Linked DNA regions of Mus musculus: region 1 is linked to region 2. Evidence: chromatin loops called from intact Hi-C (ENCODE). Cell type or tissue: heart. All regions are shown on one strand. Links, peaks and the distances in the headings refer to the core of each region. The heading gives the core; the rest is flanking DNA.

Region 1 (5,379 bases), core at 279-5,278, 51 kb after region 2:
TTTACTGCTAGGTGAGTGCTTCCACACAATATATAAAGATTCTGTCTACATAAGACACACTCTTGGCACATGCACACATACACAAACATAAAATCTAGAGGACAAAGAGATGGCTCAGTTTGTAAAGCTTGCAATACACTTCTAATACACAAGCGTGAACTCCTGAGTTCAGATCCAGATCCATGTAGAAAACTGGGCATGATAGTGACTGCCTATATTTCCAGCACTGGAAAACCAGAAACAAATAGCTGAAACTTACTTGCCAGTCACTCAGCCTGGGATGTAGGTGAAACTGAATCAGTGAGCCCTAGAATTAGTTTTGAAAGATCCTGTTTCAAAAAACTAAGGTGGAGGTCCTGGGAGATTTCCCAGACATTAAGAATACATACCACTCTTGTAGAAGACTTGAGTTTAATTCAGGTTCAAGCTATCTGAACCCTCTGGCCTCTCAGGGCACCTGTACTCAAATGCAAATACCCACACAGAAATATACATACATAGAAATATACATACGTACATACAATTAAAAATAAAACTTAGAAAAAAGCTGAAGGGTTATCGAGGAAGGCACTTGACATCAATCTCTGCACTTTATAGGCATGCATGGACACACACACAAATACAATTTTAAATAGAGAAATGGTAGATGCTGATGATTTACACTTATGATCTCAGCATTCTAAGAGACTGAGGCAGGAGGCTGCTGTGACTTGAAGGCTGATCTGGGCTGCGCTGTAATACCAAGGAGGAGGACCCAATGCCCCTCTGGCATCCAAAGGCGCTCACTACATGCATGCAGTGTACAGATACACTCATGTGGGTGAAACATCCATACACATAAAATAAAAACAAATAAATCTTTTTTTTTAAGGGCTGGAAAGATGACTCTAAGGTTAAAAGCACTAATTGCTCTCCCAGAGCACAGAGACATAGAGCATACCTTTAATCCCAGCATTTAGGAGGCTGAGGCAGGCCCATCTCTGTGAGTTTCAGGACATGCAGAGCTACATAGTGAGACCCTCTTAACCTCCACCCCATCAAAACACTCACAAAACAAACAAACACACACACACAAAACAATTATATATGTGAAGTTACCTTGACTCAGAAGTGTTTCTGGTCTGGTTTCCCACACATGTAAGTCTATCTGTAACAACAGAAAAGGTTGCTCTATCATATTGGGGCTGTGCTAACAGTTAATAGTAGCTACATTTTAGGAAAGAGCACACAAATCAACCTCTTTACTACCTTCTCCCCCAACAAACTGCTTTACTCATTAAAGCATCTAATTTTCTTAACATTGAAAAATAAAGAAGTAGCTGGACAGCAGTGGTGCACCCTTCAATCCCAGAGCTTTGGAAGCTGAGATGGGTGGATCTCTGTGAGTTTCAGGTCAGGGTACACAGAGAAACCCTGTCTCAAAAAAACAAACCAAACAAATGCTAAGCCATGAATGATAAAAAATGGAGAGCAGATATGGTGGCACATGCCTTTAAAAACAGTGCTCAGATCTGAGTTCAAGATCAGCCTGTTCTACACAGTGCTGTCTCTGAATGGAGGGAGGGAGGGAGAAAGGGAGGGAAAGAAGAAGGGAGAGAAAGAAAAGGAAGGCAATAAATCACAAAAACACAATAAACAGAGAGACAGGCACTGGCAAGATGGCTCAGTGGCTAAAGAAACTTGCTGCCAAGCCTAATGAGTTCAATCTCTGGAAGCCATCCATACCAGGTAGAAGAGAACCAGCTCCCAAAAGTTGCCCTGCCTACCTGCCTACTCTCACAGAGCCATGCACACAGTAGATGAGTCCATGTGGATGTCGGGCCATCCACGCTAGGCAATTCCATAGAGACAGAAGCTTAGGAGTTGCCAGGGGCCATGTATGGAAAGTGAAATTTTACTGTGTTACCTCTAGGGCTTCCTTTTGGGGTGACAAAAATATAAAATTAGGTAGGGAGATAGTTGTGCAATATTGTGGATACACTAAGTGCTACTAAATCATTCTCTTTAAAATGCTTTAATTTTCTATTATGTGAATTCTTCAAAAAAGAAAAGGTGGGAGTTAAAGTGGAAGTGGGGGAAGCTTTTAATCAGTAAAAGCTACATCCACCTCCACAAATCTTCTCTGAAAAGGTCCCGTAAGTACAAGCCTGAAGAACCCTCAAAGCCTTCATCTGAAGCAGGGTCTTAACCTGGCACCCTGATGCTTACTTATTTTTTATTCTTTGAGATGGAGTTTCTCTGTATAGCTCTAGCTGTTCTGGAACTCAAAATTCACCTGCCTCTGCCTCTGCCTCCCAAGCATTTTTTTTTTTTAAGCATTTTGTTTCTGAGGGGTTTTTGTTTTTGAAACAGGGTTTCACTATGTAGCTCTGTCTAGCCTGGAAATTTGCTATATAGACCAGCCTGCCTTTGCCTCCTGAATACAGGAATTAAAAGTGTGTGTCGCCATATCCACCTCACCCTGGTTTATTCAAGGTGAAGTTGTTCTTTGGGGAGGGTGAGTTGTTCGGCAGCTGGCAGTGGTACAGCAGATCCCAACTTCTAATGTCTGTTACAGCAGCACCACTAGCCTAGCTGCAGCCCAAGGTAAAACTTCCTCTATAAGGCTGGTGAGATGGCTCAGCAGGTAAGAGCACCCAACTGCTCTTCCGAAGGTCCGGAGTTCAAATCCCAGCAACCACGTGGTGGCTCACAACCATCCATTACGAGATCTGACTCCCTCTTCTGGAGTGTCTGAAGACAGCTACAGTGTACTTACATATAATAAATAAATAAATCTTTAAAAAAAAAATTCCTCTATAGTCAGGTGCTGGTAGCACATATCTGGATTCCAGCACTAGATTGACAAAGGCAGATGGATCTCTGAGTTCAAAGCCAACCTGGTCTACAGAGTGAGTTCCAGAACAGCCAGGGCTACACAGAGAAACCCTGTCTCTAACCCTCCCCACGAAAGAATTCCTCTACAAAGTAAGGGCCATAATTATCCCAATCTCTACAGAAAGATCTTCCTAGGCATTTTATAAAGGGACAAATCACAATCTGTTCTATCTGAAACACAAAGAGTCTCTAGGGGGTTCAAGTACTCTAGTCTTTCAGAAGACACTAGGTAACCACCATCATACAAGGTGACATCTGCCAATCTTGTGGCCATGTTACTCCTCACCGGACAAAGATACTGCTTAACTGTCCCAATAGCTCTGCCTCAAGCCATCAAAGTTGACTTATTTGTGGTTAAAATAAGATCCAACTGCAGTTTCTTCCGTGGATTAACCAGCCTGTAGGAATCAGAACCTAGGGTAAGACTCCTACTCCCACAGAAAGGTAAGGGCAAACTGGAAATACCATCCTTAAAGAAAACTGGGAAAACCCGAATTTAATAAAATCGAATCCAATACCCAATATGTTCCCACACAGTTTATCTAGTCTGTGGTACAGTGGGAAAGTGAGGTACATTACAGATGCCTACAGATGCCTACATGCTGAAAATACTGAGAGCCTCGATCTGCTGCCCAGTCCATAGGAACCTCCATAGAACTAAGATCCATAAAGCCATGTAGGCAGGCAGGTAGACAGACTGGCAAAAACACCACTCTGAGCAAGGAAAGACTGAGCCAACAGCAGGACACTGTTGCTGAGATACATGTGGCAAAGACAGGTGGCAAAAACACACGACAAGATACTAGCTTTCCCTTTTAGAAAGAAAGTAGCCCACTATGGAAACTAGAAGTAAATGGTATAAATTTCAAAGGTTAAAATGGCTGAGTTATGGTTCAGGGTTAGTATACAAAAGGCCCTAGGTTCCACCTCTAATGTCAAAAAAGAAAATTATAAAACTATTTTAATTAAAATTTAAATAAGTAACACTCAAATTACAGATTTGAGAGTAAATACAAAATTGTCATTAACTGTATAAGAAAACTCAGTAAGAGAACTTTTAAAGTACCCTGATACTCACTTACTGGGAAGCACAGCTATTTAGATAAACGGCAGCTTGCAGACCAGCACATGCCCAACTGTGCCTGGCCCTTAAAAGGACCCTATGCCCTTCGGTGTTAGTTGCTTCTTGGAATCCTGGGTAAACAGTTAGGACTATCTCTGGATGTCTTATATATACTGGTGTTTGATATACACTTGATAATTCAACTTTTATTTTAAAATAATTTATTGATAAAAACCTGTAAACACTCATTTATTCAAGAAATAAATTTGAGCAGAGCATGATGGTACACACTTTTAATCCCAGCAGAGGCAGGCTGATCTAATAAGTTCGTGGCCAGCCTAGTCCAGTCTACAGAGCAGGTTCTAGGACACCCAGGGCTACCTAGAGAAATCCTGACTCAAACCCAATAAAGGGAAGAAATACTTTTGAGTGTCTGTAATGTAAAATATAATGGTGTAATGTAAAAGTGTACTAGTTGCTTAAGACAGTCAAGTACAGACTTAAATCTTTGCAGTCTTAGTGGAGAAAACATGGAAAACTACCCAAGGCAAATTATATTAACAAAACCCAAGTGCACCAAGCCAGGCTATGTTCACTGATTTTTTTTTTTTTAAAAACAGGCATCAGTGCTTACACACACCACTCTGAAAACTGTTTTTAGACTTTTAAATTTCATGTTATGACTATGTGTCTGCATGTGGCTATGTACAGTGAACATAGCTGTCTACAGAGAGAACAGGATACCTTGTTTTAAAAAAAAATACACACACACACACACACACACAAAGTGTGGGATGTGTGTATAGTTTTCAGTCTCGGCTGTCCTGGAACTCACTTTGTAGACCAGGATGCTGCCTCCCAAGTGTACTACCACTGCCAGGTCCTCTATAAGTTTTAATTACATTTATTGGGGGCGGGGGCGGGGGGAGTAGAATGTGCAGGAGCAAACATACCCATTGCACATGTGTGGGAATCAGAGGACCACTTGTAGGAGTACATTCTCCATCTAACAAGTTGAGTCCTGGGAATCAAAAAAATCATGTCCTCAGGCTTGGTGGCAAGCACCTTCACCAGATGAGCCATCTGTAAGATCTCCAAGTCCAACATGTAACAGAAGGCTCTACAAAGGAACTAAGCTGTCCAGTGGTCATGAATGTACCATACTTACTTAGTCGAGTAGCCTAGTTAGTCCCCATGATTATATTAAGTTAAAATCCAAGGACTAAACTACTATCCTAAAGATCAGATACCATGTCAAGAGTCTGAATAAAATCAACTGGTCCTGTTTTGACTCCATAGAGCTCATGAAATCATGAAATATGAATGTGATAAGCCTCTTTGTACATATACACTGTAACACATCTTGAGGTTTTAAGTTCTAAAGGTATTTGTATGGTACTGCCACTTAGTGCTCACAATCCTGAAACAGAATGCTTGAG
Region 2 (5,379 bases), core at 53-5,052:
ACACAGAGAGTCAGCCCAAGAAACGTAATACAAACGTTCAATTCCATGTGAACTTCAAATATATGTAGAAGCGGTAAATGAAAAGCGAAGCCAGGTGTGTTGGTGCGTACCCGTGACCCAAGCACTCAGCACGCAGGAGGAAGACTGCAATCTGTGTGACAAAAGTCTGAGTCTTTGAAAATAGAGGGAATGAAGGAAGAAATGGAGAGAAAAAAAATAAAAAGAAGGAAAATTAGTGAAAGCAACAGGTAAATGTTTAACTTCATTAGTTAATACCAAGTTGGAAAAGTTTCCAGTTCTTGTTCATTTGTTTTATGAGACAACGTGTTGCTGTATCAAACATGATGGTATCACTACTGTGAGCCACAGAGTCCAGGTTTAGTGATTACCTAATACCTACCTCATTTCTACAAATAAATGATACCCAAGCTAGCAGACAGGTCAGAGAAGTGTGCTGTTTCTGGAAAGTTCTAAGGAACGGGATCACAGAACCCATCTAGTGGTGGAATAGTTTCACAGACCCAAGAGAGGCACTCTGGTCTAGAAGGCTAAGTGGTCAGGCGCTGCTGCCCTTTCCACTGCACCGTGGACAGCACTGGCGTACATTGCTAGTACCGTCTCTGCCTTAACCCGATCATTTGTTTTCACGAACTTGTTCCCAATGCAGTAGCCCTGGGAGGACAGGTGCCATGGATCAGAATAGAGGACAATGATAAGCTAAGCAACTATCACAAACAAGTAGGATGGTTTCCTGGGGTTGAAAGCGACACCTCTGCCTTCAGGAGGGCAGGAGCCATGTGGTAACTGTAAACAGATCTCACAAGTCCTAGAAAGCAGAGCCTGAGATCAAAGCCCACCCCTCTTGTCCTCCCAAGGCTCCTCCTCCGCGTGCTGAGCATTTTGCACGGATCTCCCTCTTGCTGCGACACCAGAAAACAGACAGATTCAAGGTAAAGATGGAGATGAATCCATTCCCAACACCTGAGAGGGCGAAGCCTCAGCAGTTACAAGGCTCTTGCTGCTCCCAGAGAACTTGAGCTTCCTTCCCAGCACCCACATCCGGCAGCTTTCAACCATCTGTAACTCCAACTCTAAGGGATCTGACACCCTCTTCCTGCCTCCAAGGCACACATACTCGTGTGCACATAATAACCACACGCAAACACACATGCATACACATAAATCCAAAATAAAGTAAATCTTAGAGTGGGGGCTGGAGAGATGGCTCAGTGGTTAACAGCACTGACTGCTCTTCCAGAGGTCCTGAGTTCAATTCCCAGCAGCCACATGGTGGCTCACAACCATCTGTAATGAGATCTGATGCCCTCTTCTGGTGCATCATACATATAAAATAAATAAATAAATCTTTAAAAAAAAAAAAAAAGCATTAAGAGTAGGACTTTGGGTGGTGGTGCCCGGACGTCTTTAATCCCAGCACTCAGGAGTCAGAGGCAGGGGATCTCTGAGTTCAAGGGCAGCCTGGTCTACAGAGTGAGTTCCAGGACAGAGAAACACTGTCTTGAACTCCATCCTCCACCCTGGAAAAAAAAGAAAGAAAGAAAGAAAAAAAAAGAGTGAAACCACCCAAGGCTTGAAAAAGAGCTCAGTTGGTACAGTGCTTGCACACACAAAGCCCTGGGCTTCATCCCAACATCACATTAAAACAAGAAAAAGCCCAACTGGATATGGTTTGGTTCATGCCTGTAATCCCAACATGCAGAGGAACATACAGGACAAGAAGTTCAGAGTCACCCTTGGCTACACAGGGAATTAGAAATCAGCTTGGCATACATAAAGTTATGTCTAAAAACAAAGGAAGGATCAGAGACATGGCTCAGTAGACAAAGGCACTTACTGCCAAGCCTGATGTCTTGGGTTTGATCCATGGAGCCCATGGAGCAGGAGGAGAAAACCAACACTTGGAAGCTCTTCCTTCCATTCATGAGCAGTAGAGTAGCAAGTGTCCACTCCCATTAAAAAAAAAAGGAAAAAACCACCACTTGCTTCTCTCCATCTCCAAGTGATGCCTAGAGAGCTAAACTATTCATTTAAGTACTGCTGTTTTATCTGTTAGCCACTTCTACCCAAAAGGAGGGGTGGGGGATGGATTGTGGCTCAGTGGGACAGCACTTGTGTGAGGATCTGGGCTGGACCTGTAGCACTTCAAACAAGATGAAAAAGAAAAAAAATGAATAAAACTGCATCGTTTTTAATAAATAAATCTACAAAGAAGAAAATGCAGAAGCATTCTGAGATGCCACCTCCAAATGAAGAAGCTACCTGGTCATACTGTATATTGGCACCCGTGGCTGTCCCAGAGCCCAAGATGGGCAGTGTAAGTCACAGTGAAGTCACTGCTGAGGACAAATACGTTCAGAGGGAAGGTGCCGTGCTTTTAATTACCAAGGCGAGGATGCCAGCTTTCCGGCCCGTGGAAACTGACAGTGATACATGAAACCAATGAATATAAGTTTGAATAACACTCTTCTCAAGAGGCAAGCCAAACGAATAAGTTTTGAACCAAAACAGAGAGTTTCCCAAACAAGAAAGGAAAAACAAGTCGCTATTCAGAATCAATGCCAGGAGAAAGCCCATTGCTTGGGAGAGCTGGAAAGAGACGCCGGATCTTGGCCAAGCAAAGGCAGATCCTGGGACTGCGCTGGGCACGCCCTGTTCCCATAACGAAGAAACCTGCCAGAGGCCAAGACAAGCGGCCTGTGAGTGTGACATCCTGAGAGGCAGCAGCCTCTAGGAACATCTCCATGGACTCTTCAGGACTTTGGAAGCTCCTGGCAAGTACTGGATACCAAGTTTACGATGGGGTTTTGGAGAGTTTCACACCTCGATTGCTTACAAAACGCTCGTCTGACTACTTTGCCCACATGCCAAGGTCTCTGGCGCTTGCTAAGGCCCCACTGGAAGACCAATGGAGCCGATTCGGCTGCGGTGCTGCGCGCTGAACTGGCTTAGAACAGAACGGCGGCCTACATGGCTTCTCCCGGGACCCGAACCTCTGACTCGTCCCCCTAAACCCAAGGCCGGACCAGATCTTCAGACCTGTCCCTTAGGCTCCTTCCCCGAGACCACGCGTCATCCTGGCTGCAACCCACGTTCGGACGCAGGGAGGCGCGTCAGAGCCACCAGCGCCCGGCCTCGGGCAGGTGGGCAGGGCCGGCGCCGTGACCCTGTCTTCACGGGTCCCGGCCAGTGACGCCGGGCAGAGGGCGACCCCAGGCCCCGCACTCACCGTCGGCTGCCGCGCGCCCGCGTGGACGTCTACATGCTGGGCCGAGCAGGCGGTCCCTGCTGCCCTACTGCTACCTGGCTCTCAGCGACCCAGCCGCCCGCCACCCCATGGCCGCTCGGTCCAGAGACCGGCACCACCAAGCCCCGCTGCGCCGCGGCTGTCAGTGCGCAAGCGCAGCCCGCACGCATGCGCTGCAGGGCACGTGGGGAGAGCGGCGCAGCCGCACCTACACAGGCGTGCACGCAAACTTCGGGTTTTTCAAAACCCTTTGTAGGCCAAGGATCAGAGGCTGGGGGGTGGGGTGGGGGGTGGGAGACGTGAAGAGGGAGGGGCGAGGCAAAGGGGAGGCGGGGCCGAGAGGAAGTGGGCGGGACACAGGAGTAGGAGGCGGGGCAAAGGAACTGAAACAGGGCATAGCGGAATGGGATGGGGACAAGGAGCGGAAGACAGCACGGGGGGGTGGGGCCAAGGTTGGAGAAAGGGGAGGGGCAGACGGGTAGGAGAAGGGGCAGGCAGAGTGGGAGGGACAGGTCGCAAGAGGGCAGAGCTGGAAAGGGACGGAACTAAGGAGACTAAGCCGGAGGGAAGGGGAAGATCGGGAGAGTGGGCGGGGCCAAAGGGTGGAGGAGTCGGGGCGGAAGGGGAGGCGGGGCAGAGGGTGAGGGAGAAAAAAAAGAAAAAAAGAAAAAAAAAAGAGTAACCGAGGAGGGGCAAAAAGCTCAGTCCCAGCAGCAACAGAGAAAACCACCAGATTCTCTCCCTTTTCTTTCTTTCTTTCTTTCTTTCTTTCTTTCTTTCTTTCTTTCTTTCTTTCTTTCTTTCTTTCTTTCTTTCTTTCTTTCTTTTGCCTCCTTGCCTCGCGGTCTGATCTTTATTCCTGTCCTACGTCACACTCAGTTTGCTTTTTGCTGGCGAGGTCTCCAGGACCATGTGGACAACGCGGGCCAGCTTTGTGGGAAGGTGGGCTTCGTGCCAGGCTCCTGTTCCCACGTTGTTCTTAATGTCCAGCGCATGGACCTGGTATCTTTCAGAAGCAGAACTCGGGTGACAGCGCTCATATGGCTCTCAGGCCCACCAGCAGTGACCTGACACCCTTTGGCAACTGGCAAGGACTTGAGCCTGAAAGTAACAAACCTGACAGCTGGTTGATACAATGGTTCACTACTTTAATCCCAGAGATGAGAGCTCCGGATTTCTAGGAATTCGAGGCCAGCCAGGGGTACCATAGTTAGAGACCCTATCTCAAAAAGAAAAACAAAGTCTTGATAGTTGAGAAGCGACTGTGTAAATAGCGTGCCTCACCCACAGCTGTAAGGAGGGAAAGAGGGAGGCCACCGACTTTGTAGCTGAGCCAGGGATATGCTGAACTGGTGGACATGCTCGTGCATTGATATCCACCAGTGTGCACAGTGCACCAGTAGGTGTTTTCGCAGTCCCGACTCCCAGCACTGTAGTTTTAAGATGTTCACACTATTGCCCTTCCTGTATAGCCCAATCTCCACGCTTCCCCACAGCCCCCCATACCTGCTGCAGTCAGGATGTTCTCTGGTGGGAACTCCTGAGACCTGTGTGCTGTCCTTCCAAAAAGAACACATCAATGCAGTGGGGACGGAAAATAGTGGGTAGGGAGGATGGTGGGAATTTGCGGGGATTTCTTAAATTTTGTAACTTCCTCATGAGTTTTGTAAGCCTAACTTCTTCCCCAGAGTGAACGCCAGCCACACCCACCGAAGGCTGTAACTATGCTGCTATTGTATTATATAACACTTGATTGGTATCTAGTGGTAAATGGCAGGCACATGGCCAGCAGACCTGGAGAGACATCCAGAGTGGGAGCAGTCATATTCTTCTGCAAAGGCACCCAGTCTATGGTCTGCAGTCCAAGGTCACATACCAAGTAACCTGTGTAGTCTTAAATTAAAAGAGCAGATGTCCAGTGGTTGCTAGGGAAATCTGTTTTACACAGTGGGGGCAAGGCCTAGATTATGCAGGTGGCTTCTCCATTTCTGAGGAAGGAACAAAGCTGACATTGTGAAATGTTTTACTGGGCCCCATCAAACTCTGAAGACTCAGATACCAAGTGCTCATTCCCACCACTGTGCTAAAGACAGTCGCCAAGGTCAAGGTCAAGG

The links. Hi-C counts contacts between places; a loop is a spot of excess contacts. Peaks named below come from ENCODE experiments on the same cell type or tissue, not always from the same donor. Only the 100,000 strongest peaks of a DNase experiment are listed, where the experiment ranks them.
Region 1: it touches region 2 in a loop (3-fold over the local background); 6 of 42 quality-filtered maps call a loop at or near these places.

Annotation. Positions count from the first base shown.
Region 1 is chr4:155,511,399-155,516,777 of GRCm38, reverse strand. It overlaps Gnb1 (guanine nucleotide binding protein (G protein), beta 1), which reads right to left. Exons shown (of 12, transcript NM_001160016.1): 2 at 1,099-1,147. Among named protein-coding and RNA genes, the nearest start is that of Gnb1, 23 kb to the right of the region's middle. In heart, for the core only: a CTCF peak has its summit at 2,646; no DNase peak of the experiment used is centred there.
Region 2 is chr4:155,561,848-155,567,226 of GRCm38, reverse strand. It overlaps Nadk (NAD kinase), which reads right to left and starts at 3,412. Exons shown (of 12, transcript NM_001159637.1): 1 at 3,248-3,412. In heart, for the core only: a CTCF peak has its summit at 3,126; DNase peaks (open chromatin) are centred at 3,446, 3,576, 4,256, 5,046 and 1 weaker place; H3K4me3 peaks cover 2,646 bases; H3K27ac peaks cover 2,686 bases.